Regions from separate parts of the Homo sapiens genome. Here all the other regions are linked to region 1. Evidence: chromatin contacts called from ENCODE Hi-C or POLR2A ChIA-PET data. All regions are on one chromosome and are shown on one strand. The core of a region is the stretch at or near the end of the contact, and the rest is flanking DNA. Distances in the headings are between cores, read along the strand shown.

Region 1 (4,320 bases), core at 1,189-3,688:
CTCCACATTTCCAGAGAAAGAGAGAGGAGAAAAAATAAGGGCTGCTGAGCAGGAGGGAGGGAAGCCTGACAAGGAGAAGATCGTTCTGGAAATGTACCAAATCATTGCGCGGGGCATGAAGGTACTGCTCTCCACAACTTCCTTAATGCTCAGCTAGTGGCCAAGCTAAGGAAGCTCAAAGTAGCACCATGCAGACTCAAATAGTTCATCAATTAGGTAATAAGCAACAGAAGGTAAGTGCAGTTTCCTGGGAGGAAACCAGGGCCTCAGACAGACACCAGAGCCCCTGCAGAAATGAACAGAGTTTCTTTCATTCCGCTCACAGGCCCGACTGAGATTTCATCTGCACACCCCAATTGGGGGGCAGCAGGAGAGGCCAGGGTGGGCTGCCCTGTGTCGTGGAGGGGAGGTTTGCCTGCGGACCCCTCAGAAGCTGAGAAAAATCCCCAGGTGGCGTTTTCACAGCACCAATGACCTGCATGGTCAAAAGATGTGGTAGCCAGGTGGCTGCTGGCTGTCCCTGCAAATATTTGGTTTCAGAGAATGAGTCGGATTACACAGTTTCATATTTGGAGGCTGAGAGAGCTGCGGCCGTAAGCCTCCATCCTGGCTTGTCTGCAGCAGCCAGTAGACAGCCCATAAAAACACGGGGCTTATGTTCACACAGATGGCTGTTGGTTTTATCGACTTGGGGAGAGGAGCAGAAGATGGTCACGGTGCAGCTGCCTGAGACTCTGTCAAATGGGTCTCAACTGCTGGGGACACAGTGACCATCGAGGGCCACCTGGGTCCTAGAGGCCCCATGAGGTCTGGACATTCTCAGAAGGCTCCCTCCACACCCCTGAAATGTGTACAGGACTCTGTCACTACCCACCTCCCAGAGCCACCACCCTACCTCCTCCCAGTCCCACCAAATGAATGACTAGGGCCCGGGCTTGAAGGATGGCCACAGCGCTGGTTCCTGTCCCTCTGGGTCTCAGGCTGGGCCTCCTTCCTTTCTCTAGGAGCCCACTCAATCCTTGGGAAACAATAATACACTGTTTCACCCTAAAATCGGTGCCTAAATTTTATCTCTTCAAGGGTATCTTCTGTTTAATTGGGAGCTAAGCCTTGAATCAAAGAAACGGATCCGTCATTGCAGAATGTCTTACTTAGTAGATGGCATGAAGGGAGAGCGTCTGGTGCCCTGTGTGTTAACCTCATTGCAGGGAGGAGAAGAAAGTGGGCAGAGACCATCCCAGCCCCACTAAATCCACGCTACCGCCCGGGAGGATCCCAGAAAAGGCAGGGGAAGGGGCTTGGAGAGGGAGGCTGGCCACACGGTGGTGCTATTGCCCACGGCGGTCTAGTTGGCCTCCGAACTGGGGGTGGAGGGTGGGAAGTGGTTAGAACCATCCCCAGCAAAGAGAGAAGAGAGTGCTGACTTCAACTCAGTGGCAACCAGGGGGCATAGATGAAAAAAACAAATTGCAAATTCTTCCACCTCGGCCTCAATCTCTGTGATAAAACCCTGCGGTTCTCTGATGATTTCTGGGGTGATGGGGTGGGGCTGGGTTAAGAAGAGACTTATACTGTGATTCCTGGGTTGGGGGACGGCGCTACGACTCTAAGGTTTTAAGCAGTGATCCCAGCAGGTTAACTGGGGCAGTAAGTGCTGTCTTTCTCGGGGAGGGAGGGAGTTCAGCTCCAAAGGCGGCCTGGTTCGCAGGCTCCTTTCCCTAAGATCCTTTAGAAATCGTTCCCATCCCAGAAAGGAAGCTGGGGCGCAGCTGTGAGCGCCCCCCTCTCCCCCCGCCTGCCCCCACCCCCTCTGAGCTCCCCGCTTTGCTCTGAAAAAAACCAAAAGCATCTCTCGATGCTGGGGTTTCTTCACATAAAGTGATTACCACGTGTCAGAAATAAACTGCAGTCCCCTTTGGAGAACAGTGAGGTTGGATCAAAAAGGAGAACTATTTCAAAACATGCTGCCAGCTCGTCTTTTCAAAAATTTTTCTTTTTTTTTTTTTTTTTTGGATGTGGGGAGGAGGATTTCAAAAACAAAAAAAAGTAAGTCAGTATCTTCTCACAACTGCAGCTGATTTCCTGTGTAAACGAAAACCATGTGATATTCCATAAATGCTTCCAGCTCTAAATTACAGGAAATGAAAACCATCATGGAAAAGGAAAGCTTTCAGAATAAATCCCCACTTCGGATCCCGCCGCGGCGAAGCTGCGCTGGGCCGCCCGCACACACCTGCGGGTCCCCGAGCTCGCCCGGGCGCCCCCGCCACCGTCCCCAGAGCGCGCAGGGAGCGGGGCGCGCGATCACACCCTCCGCGCTGCGCCCGACCACTCGGGCTTTCAATTAGGAGCCAAGCTGAGAAAAGTAGGCTTTTCTTTATGCACGCCTCGCCGAGGTCAGGTTACGACCTCTCAACCGTCTTCAATCGGCGGTGGCATCCATATTCATGAAGGCTAATTAACTCTGAAAGGCTCGGCGGGGCTGGCCCTCCCCGGGCCGCCCAGCGCCGCCCCCCGCGGTGCAGGGGTGGGTGAGTGGGGGCCCCGAGCCCAGTACCCTCTCCTCCCTCCCCCGACAACCCGCCAGGCATCTTCCCAGGGCCGCCCGGCCTCCGCAGCTGCTCCTGGGCCGGACTCCCGAGCACGCACTTGTGCGCGGGGACACGGGGTCCCAGGGCGCGGGGACCAGTCAGGCGAGGAGAATTAGCTGCGTCATTTGTCGCCATCCTAGCAACTCGAGCTTACTTCTCCCGATAGCTCCCTCCTGGCCGCTGCTCCCAGGGGCCGAATGTGGGAAAGGGATGCTAATTCCAAGTGAGAGTTCATGCTTGGGGTTTCAGGCAGCCTTGCAGATGGGCGGCCCTGGGACCTAGGTTATAGCCCCAAGCCAATGGACTGTGGGGGCGCGCGGGGAAGTCACTCCACCTCTCTGGGCTCTTTGCGTTTGCTCTGAGATGACAAGAGGCTGTTAGGCTGGAGAAACTCCTTTCCACTTAGTGAAACGTCCCAAGAGGTCTCTCCTGCGGCCTTATTTCCCCAGCTCTGCATGAGAATTTTTAGGTTTCCCAGTTCTGCAGGAGCCAGCAGGTTCTGAGGTTCCCAAGGGGTGGCAACTTGTAGGGTAACCTTTTCTACTTCTTCCTGTATCCATCAAGGTCCTTACATTTTAGATTTTACAAACGGACTTGAACTAGTTTAAGCAAACTAGAAAATTCTGTTTTGTGGATAGAGACTTTGCTCATGGACCCATGGGCCTGAGATACCTCCAGGCTCAGAAAGTTCTTCCTCCTTCTTTCACCTTTTCTTCTATATTCCTGCTGCTTTGTTTTTATTGGCCGACTGACTGCCTCAAGGCCTGTTTCTCAGTCCACATAGGACAGAAGATGGTCCTGCCACTGTTTATCAGTTTACATCTGCTCTATTCAACAGGGGAGTCCAGCCTGAAACTGCATCTCCAGAATTCAGGCACAAAATTCAGTTTACATCTGCTCTATTCAACAGGGGAGCCCAGCCTGAAACTGCATCTCCAGAATTCAGGCACAAAATATGGGGCTGGCCCAGCTTAGATCACATGCCCAGCTCTGGTCCAGCCAATTGAGAGCAGAGGGCCAGCCACATGGTACTCACTGCCACCATGGGACTGCCCTGTGGGTAGGGGATGAATCAGGGGTGAGCTGGCCAGAAATGGCTAAGAGCATCTTCTGCATGAACTCAAGCCTGATTTCAAGTGGGTGCAAGGTAATTTCTTTCAGAGACAGATAGCTCTCTGGGCTCCTGACCCAGAGTTGGCTTCACCTTTTTTATTTCTTTTGTTTCTTTTCAGAGATGGGCTCTCACTCTGTCGCCCAGGCTGGAGTGCAGTAGTGCAATCCACAGCCTCAAACTCCTGGGCTCAAGGGATCCTGCAGCCTCAGCCTGCAGAGTAGCTGGGACTACAGATGCGTGCCACCACATTCAGCTATTTTTTATTTTCATTTTTTGTGGAGATGAGGTCTTACATTGTTGCCAGGCTGGAGTGCAGTAATGTGATCAGAGCTCACTGCAGCCTCAAACTTCTGAGCTCAAGTGATTCTCCAGCCTCAGCCTCCTGAGTAGCTGGGGCTACAGTTGGGCACTAACCACACATGGCTAATTTAAAACAATTCTTTTAGCAGTGGGGTCTCGCTGTGTTGTCCAGGCTGGTCTTGAATGCCTGTCCTCAAGCGATCCTCCCACCTTGGCCTCCCAAAATGCTGGGATTACAAGTGTAAGCCACCACACCTGACCATGGCTTCACCTAATAAGAAAGAGGAGGGGACAGAATTCCCAGTGCAGAATTCA
Region 2 (4,320 bases), core at 714-3,213, 220 kb after region 1:
AGTAGTATATTAAGGTACATAACATGGACAGAAAACATTTATGGGATGTATCAGCAATAAACATAGATGCTAATTTAAAGTACTAGTAGATACCTTCTAAGTCCCCAAACAAGTAATGCAGGTTTTCTTTAAGGGCCTGGAATGTATAGCCTTTTGACTAACTTCCTATTACAGAAGGCAGTTTTCAAATTAGCAAAGGGGGCTCAGTCCAGTGGTATACAGGTGAACACGTCTGACTCCCATGGGGAGTCTGGAAATGTGGGGAGGCATTTTTTAGATGTCACAATGAGAGAGCACACTATTGCAAGTCTTGAGATGTGTAGGGCAATCTTGTACAACAAAAACCTGTCCCATCCCAAATGCCGATAGCCACCTCACTTCAGCTAAGGGCCTTCCAGCCCAAGATGATGTGCTTCCTATATTTAATGAAGGAAACACTCCTGACTTCCAATTGTTCTATCTACCCTGCCACCCAGTACATGTTTTACCGTGGGAGGACCAGCCCTAAGTAAGATTGTGAGGTAGAACAGGTAGTATTGGATGTCTTGCTTACTCTTCCCGTTGGGTCCCTTGTTTTAAAACCCTGTTCTGGCCTGAATCCCTTCAAGTAACATCCCAGGAAGTTCTGGCTTGGAGGAACCCAGGAACTTGGCTACTGTCTTCTCATTCTGACCCACCAAAACCTGTTCCCTGCAAGTTCTTAGAAAACATCTGAAAAACAAAGCATACTCTGATACTAACCTCATGAAGGTACAAGTGCATTCTTCTCAGGGCTATTTGTGTTTAAGCACTAAACTAAAGATGCCACTCCTTATCATATGCCCTACTACCATCCTTATACAAGCTACTACCATTTTTCACTGTGATTACCACAGTAGCCTCTTAACTGGTCTTCCTGCTTTCAGTCTTCCAAGTCATAGTCTATGCTCAAGAAAGAGCTGATCTACGTGAGATCATGTCATTTCTTGGCCCAAAACTCTCTGGTGGCTCCCTAGTTTACTCCAAATAAAAGCCTCCAATGGCTTTTATTGGTACCTCCAATGCAAGATCATAAATAATCTAAAATCTGAAAATCTGGGGGGAGAGCATATATGGAAGAAAAAACAAGAGTCCATTTTGGTCACATTAAATTTGCAATGCCTAGGAGACATTCAAGTGGAGATGTCAGAAAGGTGTTATCCCCAGATCCTCAGAAGAGAACTTCAGGCTACATAAGTACTTCTCAATGGGGGGTGATTTTATGCACCCAGGAGACATCTGGCAATATCTGGAGACATTTTGATTGTCACAATAAGGGTAGAGGGAACTCTATTGGCAGTTAGAGCATAGAGGCCAGAGATGCTGCTAAGCATCCTACAATCCACAAGACATCCCCTGACACTGAAAAAATTTTCCAGCCCAAAATGTCAATAGTGCTGAAGATGACAAACTCTGGGCTAGAGATAATAAGACTTACACAAAAAGATTATATTTAACCAAAAGTACAAGATGAAAAACAAGAGAACTAAACCTTTCCTCTTTTAGATGTCAGGTAACACAGAAGACAGAAAATGGTCAACTAGAATGGGAGAAGGAAAACCAGGGAAGGGTTTGTCTCAAAGGCCAAGAGACAAGTGTTTCCAAAAGGAAGCAATGGTCAATTGTGGTCAACTGCATGGAAAACTGCTAAGACATCAAATAACACTGATAGGGGGTTAAAAGGTTTGAGAAGAATGAAGGCAGTATGCTGTGAGGAGTGAGGGAGTGAGATAATAGACACGTCGGAAGACTGCTGGACAATTTTAAGGCTGCTGAGCGTATCATTAAAGTGAAAAAACTGGCAGGTAGTTGAGCTCATCCAGTTCTGAGATTGGAGAGACCAAAGAGGTACAAAGGAATTGAAAGAATTTGCCGGAAAATAATTTGAATCAAAGCATCTAGGCTGGATAAGGAAGGAACTGGTAACAGAAAGGAAGTGATAAGTAGAAATGTGGGGGAGGGGGCTGGAAGTCATGATGAGTCATAAATACTTTTCCCACATCAATAAATAAACTTCCTATATGCTTTTAACTGTTTCATAATAACATAGCCTATTTCTTGATATTATTAAGCAAATGTGATTATTACTTTAATAAGTTACCAGAGATAACAAGTGTTGGTGATGGTGTGAAAAAGAGAAACCTCATACACTGTTGGTGGGAATGCAGATCAGTGCGGCCACTGTGAAAAACCATACAGAGGTTCCTAAGGAAATTAAAAATACAACTACCATATGACTCAGCAATTCCTCCAGTGGGTAGATATCCAAAGGAAATGAAATCACCATCTCATAAAGATACTTGCACTCCCATGTTCACTGTAGCATGAGCCAAGATTTAGAAACAATAATAGCCAAGATATTGAAACAACCAAAGTGTCTGTCAACAGATGAATGAACTGTGAGTTATGTGTGTGTACATATGTGTGTGTGTATATATATATGTACATGCACGTACGTAAATGGAATATTATTCAGCTTTAAAAAGGAGATCCTGCCATTTGCTACCACATGGATGAATGTGGAAGACATTATGCAGAGTGAAATAGGCAAGACACAGAAAATGCATGATTTCACTTATATGTGGAATCTTAAAAAAAGAAAAGAAAAAGAAAGTTGAATACTTAGAGAACAAAATGATGGTAAACAGGGGTGGACGGGGGAGAAAATGTGAAGATGTAGGTCAAAGGATACAAAGCTGCAGATACGCAGGATAAAGGGGTCTCGATGTCTAATGTATGACATGAGGACTATGGTTAATACTGTACTGTATTTGAGATTTTTGCTAAAAGAGATTTTCCTGCCACTAAAAAGAGTAACTATGTGAGATGACTGATGTTAATTTGCTTGACTGTAGTATCCACTTCACTGTGTGTATACATCAAAACATCATATACGTTAAATATATACAATAAAAAAATAGGTATTTACTATTTGAACAATGCTCATCATCCTATTTACTTTTCCTAAGTAGGATCAAATGGTATTTGTGGGAAAGATCATGTTATTGTGAAAGATATGCATATATGATAAATAACAGATCTGGGTTAAAATATCAGCTCTTTCATTTATTATGTTGTGACCTTGGACAACTTACTTAATCTCTCTGAGCCTAAATCTCTTCAGCTTATTAACAGATTGTGGTACACAGAATATTGCCTCCCTCAAAGGATGTCCATCCCTTATTCCCTGGAATCTCTGTCTACCCTATATTACATGGTATGATATTGTGAAATATATATCTGGTCTACATCCTCATTTCCTGGCACACAACTGCTAAAATCCTTAGAATCTCCAAAGTGATGTCTTTTGTATGCTAATGAGTGACTGATGGCTGGCAGTCCCTGGGTAGCTTCAGGATGGAGGCTGGACACTAGAAAGACCAAAGCTTGATTAGAGGGTTGGGACGTTCAGTGACACCCTCCAAGCTCTAGGAAGGGGAAAGGGTCTGAAAGTTAAGTTGATCACCAACAGCCAATGATTCAATCAATCATGCCTACCCAATGAAGCTTAAATAGAAACCCAAAAGGGCAGGGTTTGGAGAGCTTTCAAATAGCTGAACACATGGAGGTTCGCAAATGGTGGTACACCCAGGGAGGGCAAGGGAGTTCCTTGCCCCTTCCACATGCCTGGCCCTGTGCACCTCTCTATCTGCATCCTTTGTAATACCCTTTATAATAAACCAGTAGATGTGTTTTCCTAAGTTCTGTGAGCCCTCTAGTAAATTAAATGAACCCAAAGAGGTGGTTGTGGGAACCCCAATTTATAGCAGGTTGGTCAGAAGCACAGGTAGAGCCTCCTGAGACTTGCTGTGAGACTGAGGCCTGAAGATATGGGATCTGACACTCTCTCCAGGTGGTGTCAGCATTGAATTGAAGGCAACCCGAGTGGTGTCTGCTGCAAAATGTCTTGGTGTGGTTGGCGGGGGGCGGGGGGGGGAACTCCCACACGTGTGATTACAAAAGTCTTCTGTGTTGATTGCTGTTGGCTAATAGAAAAAAAAAAACCATTTTGAGTGTGTTTTTTCCACTCATTTGGTAAGGCGGAATGAAGGTTGCACACAGAATTAAGGCTGGTAATCAGTGGGCCTTAAAATAAGGAGAGTATCTGCATTATCCAGATGGGCCCAAAGTAATCACAAGGGTTCTTAAAGGGGAAAGCAGGGACAAAAGAATTAAAACCAGAAAAATGGCACTGTGAGAAAGATTTGCCCAGCCACTGCTGTCTCTGAAGATGCAAAGAGACTAAAAGTGAAGGAATGCAGGCAGCCTCCAGAAGCTGGAAAAGACAAGAAAATTGACCTC
Region 3 (4,320 bases), core at 1,202-3,701, 200 kb after region 1:
ATTTATAAAGAAAAGAGGTTTAGTTGGTTCATGGTTCCTCGAGCTGCACAGGAAGCATGGTTGGGGAGGCCTCAAGAAACTTTCAACCACAGCGGAAGGCAAAGGGGAAGCAGGTACATCTTACATGGCTGAAGAGGAATAGTGTGAAGGGGGAGGTGTTACACACTTTTAAACAACCGGATCTCATGAGAACTCACTCACTATCACAAGAACAGCAAGAAGGAAATTCGCCCTCATGATCCAATCACCTCCCATCAGGCCCCTCCTCCAACATTGGAAATTACAATTTGACATGAGATTTGGGCAGGGACACAAATCCAAAGCATATCACCAATGTTAAAAAAATAAAATTGCATACTTCCTATAAACTGAAAAATGAAACCTATAGCCATGTATTTCCTTGAATCGTTTTTATGTAATCTGGATTTTTCAAATTATTTTTTTTATTTTTTTAAACCATGGTCCAGAAAATCTACTTCTAAACTATACATTTTGAATCAATAAACTGACTTTTGTGCTTCAAGTAAACTTATTTTGAAATAATTTTAGATTTACAAGATAGATACAAAAATAGTATAGACTTCCTATACACCCTTCATCCAGTTGTCCATAAAGTTAAACATCTTACATAACCACAGGACATTTGTCAAAACTAAGAAATTAACATTGATTAATTTCTAATTGATTACTATTAACTATAGACTTCATTTATATTTCACCTGTTTTTCTACTGTCTTTCTTTAGTTCCTAGGTATAACCCAGGGTACCATATTGCATTTAATTATTTTTTCTAATGCTCTAAATTTTGCTACATGCCATACTTCTATGTCTTATAAACAATATCTTCATTGTAATTATTATACAAATAAGCCTAAAATTCCCTGGGAAATATGATTTGTTAGCTATTAGGGAAATGTTACATGAAGATTCATGTAAATGTGATATTTCTACAAATGTTATACTGAAGAGAAAAGAGTTAATTGCTGAAGTAAGATATGCCCCACTGTCTACTTTGCCAGGAACCTATGAGATCAAATTACTTAATGTTTCAGAAATCTCTCTTCAAAAAATGCTTGTCACTTACCTATATCCCAAGGCTCCTGTAGAGTCATAAGATATACCGTAAATCCTTTTAATTAATTCTGTAACAATACAAAGTATTATTATAATCATATTCAGATAATCCATTTTCATCAAATATATGTAAAAGGTGCCTTCTTTTCAAGTTTCATTTTTAATTACTGTATATTTTTATTAAGATAATAAAAGAACTAATGTAGAAGAAAATAATTCCATAGTTGATTACATGTCTTTAGTTTAAAAATGAAAGCATGCAAAATTTAATAAAAGTTTTAAGATAAATAGAAAATGTTCCAGAAAAAAAGAAATGCCACAATGAATAAAACTGGCTAAGAAGAATGCTTCACATTCTTTTCCATGTGCATAATACTGTGGAAATTAGTAAACAGTCACAAACAAGTGATTCATATTCAGGGCGCAGCCTTTTTGACAGGAAAACAGTAATCAAGAGTTTGGGATTTGAAGATTTTTAAAAGGACACATGTCTAGTAAAGTGTGTCAGTTTGCCTGAGACAGTCCCAATTTACGGCCATTGTCCCAGTGTCCCACAAATTTACCATTTGTCCTGGATTTTTCATTTTCTAATGATTTTTTTTAATGATAGCATTAAAATATGCTAAGACTTACTTGTACTTTTAGGCTCTGCCATAATCTCATTGAGCCATGTGTGAGATGCATGTGCAATGAAGCCAGTTGTCAATTTCGCAACTTGCTTAAATCTTTAAGACACCTAGCAGTAACCCATTTCTAAATGTACTAAATGTACTGTAACTGATACTTCATTCTTAAAGACAGCACCCAGGCACCATGCAGAAAAAGTATACCTAGGCAGGAGCAGGTAGGGACAGCTAACTCCTCCAGTCTTGAATGAAGGTAGAAGAAATACTGAATACTGCTCCCTGCTCATGGCTAGCTTAAAGACACGGATTTAATGAAAGCAGACAGGACAGAGAAAGTGTTTTACGTATTATTCTCTAAAGCATGACTTTTCATCTAGATCCAATGACTTTTTAAAAAAATGCACTTAGTTCTGATTCTAAAGCGTCTCTTTTACATCATCAAAGTAAAGTGAAAACTGGTTGGCTCCATTAACAGAAAAACTCACAGTTAAATGTTGCCAGCTTTCTGTCAGCATCAGGAGATGTACCAACCAGAAAAATCAGTTAATTCCAATAATGGTTTGATGATTTCATCTAATTCATGAAACCAAAGTAAAGCTTTTGGAAGTTCATTCTGTAGAATATGAAACACTTGACATTGCTTTAATTGCTACTTAAAAATCAGTTTAGAAGTTCAACAACAAAGACAAAATTACCGTTGGTTCTCCTTATTCACAGTAGTTAAGTTCTATGAAGTCACCATGAACACTGAATTAGGGAATACCAAACTGTTTACTCATAAGGGAAATTCAGGGTTGGGTTCCTGAGAGCTCCTGAGAGCCTCTGATTACATTTTAATTAGCTGATCAAACATAACCTCATTTTATGTATATTTCTGTTTCAAGATACCTTATTAATATATAGTCATCCACTGCATGATGTGTCAGTCAACAACAGACTGCATATATGATGGAGGTGGTCCCATAAGATTATCAAGCTATATTTTCACTGTACATTTTCTATGTTTAGATAAATAAATATTTACTATTGTGTTACAATTGCCTACGAATTCAGTATAGTAACACACTGTACAGGTTTGTAGCCCAGGAACAAGAGGCTATACCAAATAGCCTACGTGTATAGTAAGCTATAGATTCATATCAGTACACTCTATGATACTTTCACAATGACAAAATCACCTAATGATACATTTCTCAGAATTTAACCCTGTTGTTAAGCAATGTATGGCTGTTCACTGTTGAGTCACTAACACTGAACTCATAGCCAACAGCACTATAAGTTTATCTATCACATGCATTTTCTCCTTAAGGCACATCACAGCCTTCTTGCACTTAGGCGCAATATACAGCACTTCAGTTCCACACTGGGTAGTCATTTTAAACACAGAAATCATAAGCCTAAAAAAGCAAAAATCATGGCACTATATAAACCACAAAAAGGAGACTTGTTTACCGTATGAGAGCTGAAGGAAATCAGCTTGTCAACTAGGAATGTGTTGAGCAATCCAAATTTTTCACCATTCTGTACCATTTGCAGTCATGCACTCAGTTGAATGCCTAGTGTCATGAGTATTGATTTTGCAGTTACAAATAAATTTTATAGGTTCAGTATCCCTTACCCTGAAATGTTTGGGGTCGGAAGTGTTTTGAATTCAGAGTTTTTAAAAATTTTGAAACATTTGCATTATATACTTATTGAGTATCCCTAATCCAAAAATCTGAAATCCAAAATGCTCCCATGAGTATTTCATTTGCGCATGACCCTTGAGGATTGTGTTGAGCATCATGTTGGCACTCAAAAAGTTTAGGATTTTAGAGCATTTCTGATTTTAGATCAGAGATGCTCAATCTGTAGTAAGCAGACGAATTCATGAAAACAAAATCTGTGAATAATAAGGGTCAATTCTATTTGTTTTTACAGTGATAACACAATTACAAACCTTGGTTGAGTACAGCATCATAGAAAGAACAATGTTCTTACTAAATTTAAAAAATGGTGAAACAGAAATAAACTTGGACTTGGCTGTGGTTCACATATAATTCACAGCTGTGCCCAAAACTGCAATATATTACCAATCAAAATTGGGGGAAACATATTTTACAACTGAATCCACAAAAGATGTGACATTCTACCAATTAAAATTTACAAACGTTTATACACACACACAGGGTTAAAAAAATTGAACTAAGGCTGGGTGTGGTGGCTCACACCTGCAATCCCAACATTTTGGGAGGACGAGATGGGAGGATTGCTTGAGCTTGGGTGGTCAAGGCTGAAGTAAGCTGTGATCACACCATTGCACTTCAGCCTGGGCAACAGAGTACACCCCTGTCTCAAAAAAAAAAAAAAAACTAAAATATTTGTGACAAAGCTGATGCTGAATTAAAAAAAAAAAATTCCAGCATGATAGTCCATGTTTTCTTTTTGTTATCTATCTTAGAATTCTTTGAGGCTTAGACTTTGCAAAATCATCAACATAACGGATGATTTTCATTCAAACATTACATTCAAAGTCAGTTGAAAATAGCTATGGACTAAACGTTTGTGTCACCTTAAATTCTTATGCTGAAGCCCTAATACCCAATGTGATGGTATTCAGAGGTAGTGCCTTTAATTAGCG

The links. A loop is a pair of places that touch in the nucleus more often than their neighbours do. ChIA-PET counts read pairs that join two places held with the same protein, here RNA polymerase II (POLR2A). Pooled maps may share reads with other maps.
Region 2: a map of endothelial cell of umbilical vein shows a loop between it and region 1 (8-fold over the local background). The contact joins two enhancer-like sites. A Hi-C loop is called at or near these places in 4 of 168 maps with a recorded cell type or tissue (Right ventricle myocardium inferior, aorta, endothelial cell of umbilical vein and 1 more), 6 of 37 single-sample maps with no recorded cell type and 9 of 50 pooled maps. POLR2A ChIA-PET finds 5 or more read pairs at or near these places in 5 of 52 experiments (BJ, CD4-positive, alpha-beta memory T cell, activated CD4-positive, alpha-beta T cell and 2 more).
Region 3: a map of endothelial cell of umbilical vein shows a loop between it and region 1 (10-fold over the local background). The contact joins two enhancer-like sites. A Hi-C loop is called at or near these places in 4 of 168 maps with a recorded cell type or tissue (Right ventricle myocardium inferior, endothelial cell of umbilical vein, gastrocnemius medialis and 1 more), 2 of 37 single-sample maps with no recorded cell type and 13 of 50 pooled maps. POLR2A ChIA-PET finds 5 or more read pairs at or near these places in 4 of 52 experiments (CD4-positive, alpha-beta memory T cell, activated CD4-positive, alpha-beta T cell, activated T-cell and 1 more).

Annotation. Positions count from the first base shown.
Region 1 is chr10:30,782,718-30,787,037 of GRCh38, forward strand. No RefSeq gene overlaps it. Among named protein-coding and RNA genes, the nearest start is that of LINC02644, 62 kb to the left of the region's middle. RefSeq lists an enhancer at 429-929 and a silencer at 2,416-2,725. Within about 2 kb of position 2,439, at least 32 of the 41 ENCODE cell types and tissues checked have a DNase peak (open chromatin) inside an H3K27ac peak, as active enhancers do; they include endothelial cell of umbilical vein and gastrocnemius medialis, where a contact is called at or near this core.
Region 2 is chr10:31,002,833-31,007,152 of GRCh38, forward strand. The region is part of intron 1 of ZNF438 (zinc finger protein 438); the gene reads right to left. Among named protein-coding and RNA genes, the nearest start is that of ZNF438, 27 kb to the right of the region's middle. Within about 2 kb of position 1,964, at least 5 of the 41 ENCODE cell types and tissues checked have a DNase peak (open chromatin) inside an H3K27ac peak, as active enhancers do; they include endothelial cell of umbilical vein, where a contact is called at or near this core.
Region 3 is chr10:30,983,285-30,987,604 of GRCh38, forward strand. It overlaps ZNF438 (zinc finger protein 438), which reads right to left. Exons shown (of 7, transcript NM_001143768.2): 2 at 1,085-1,142. Among named protein-coding and RNA genes, the nearest start is that of ZNF438, 46 kb to the right of the region's middle. Within about 2 kb of position 2,452, at least 7 of the 41 ENCODE cell types and tissues checked have a DNase peak (open chromatin) inside an H3K27ac peak, as active enhancers do; they include endothelial cell of umbilical vein and gastrocnemius medialis, where a contact is called at or near this core.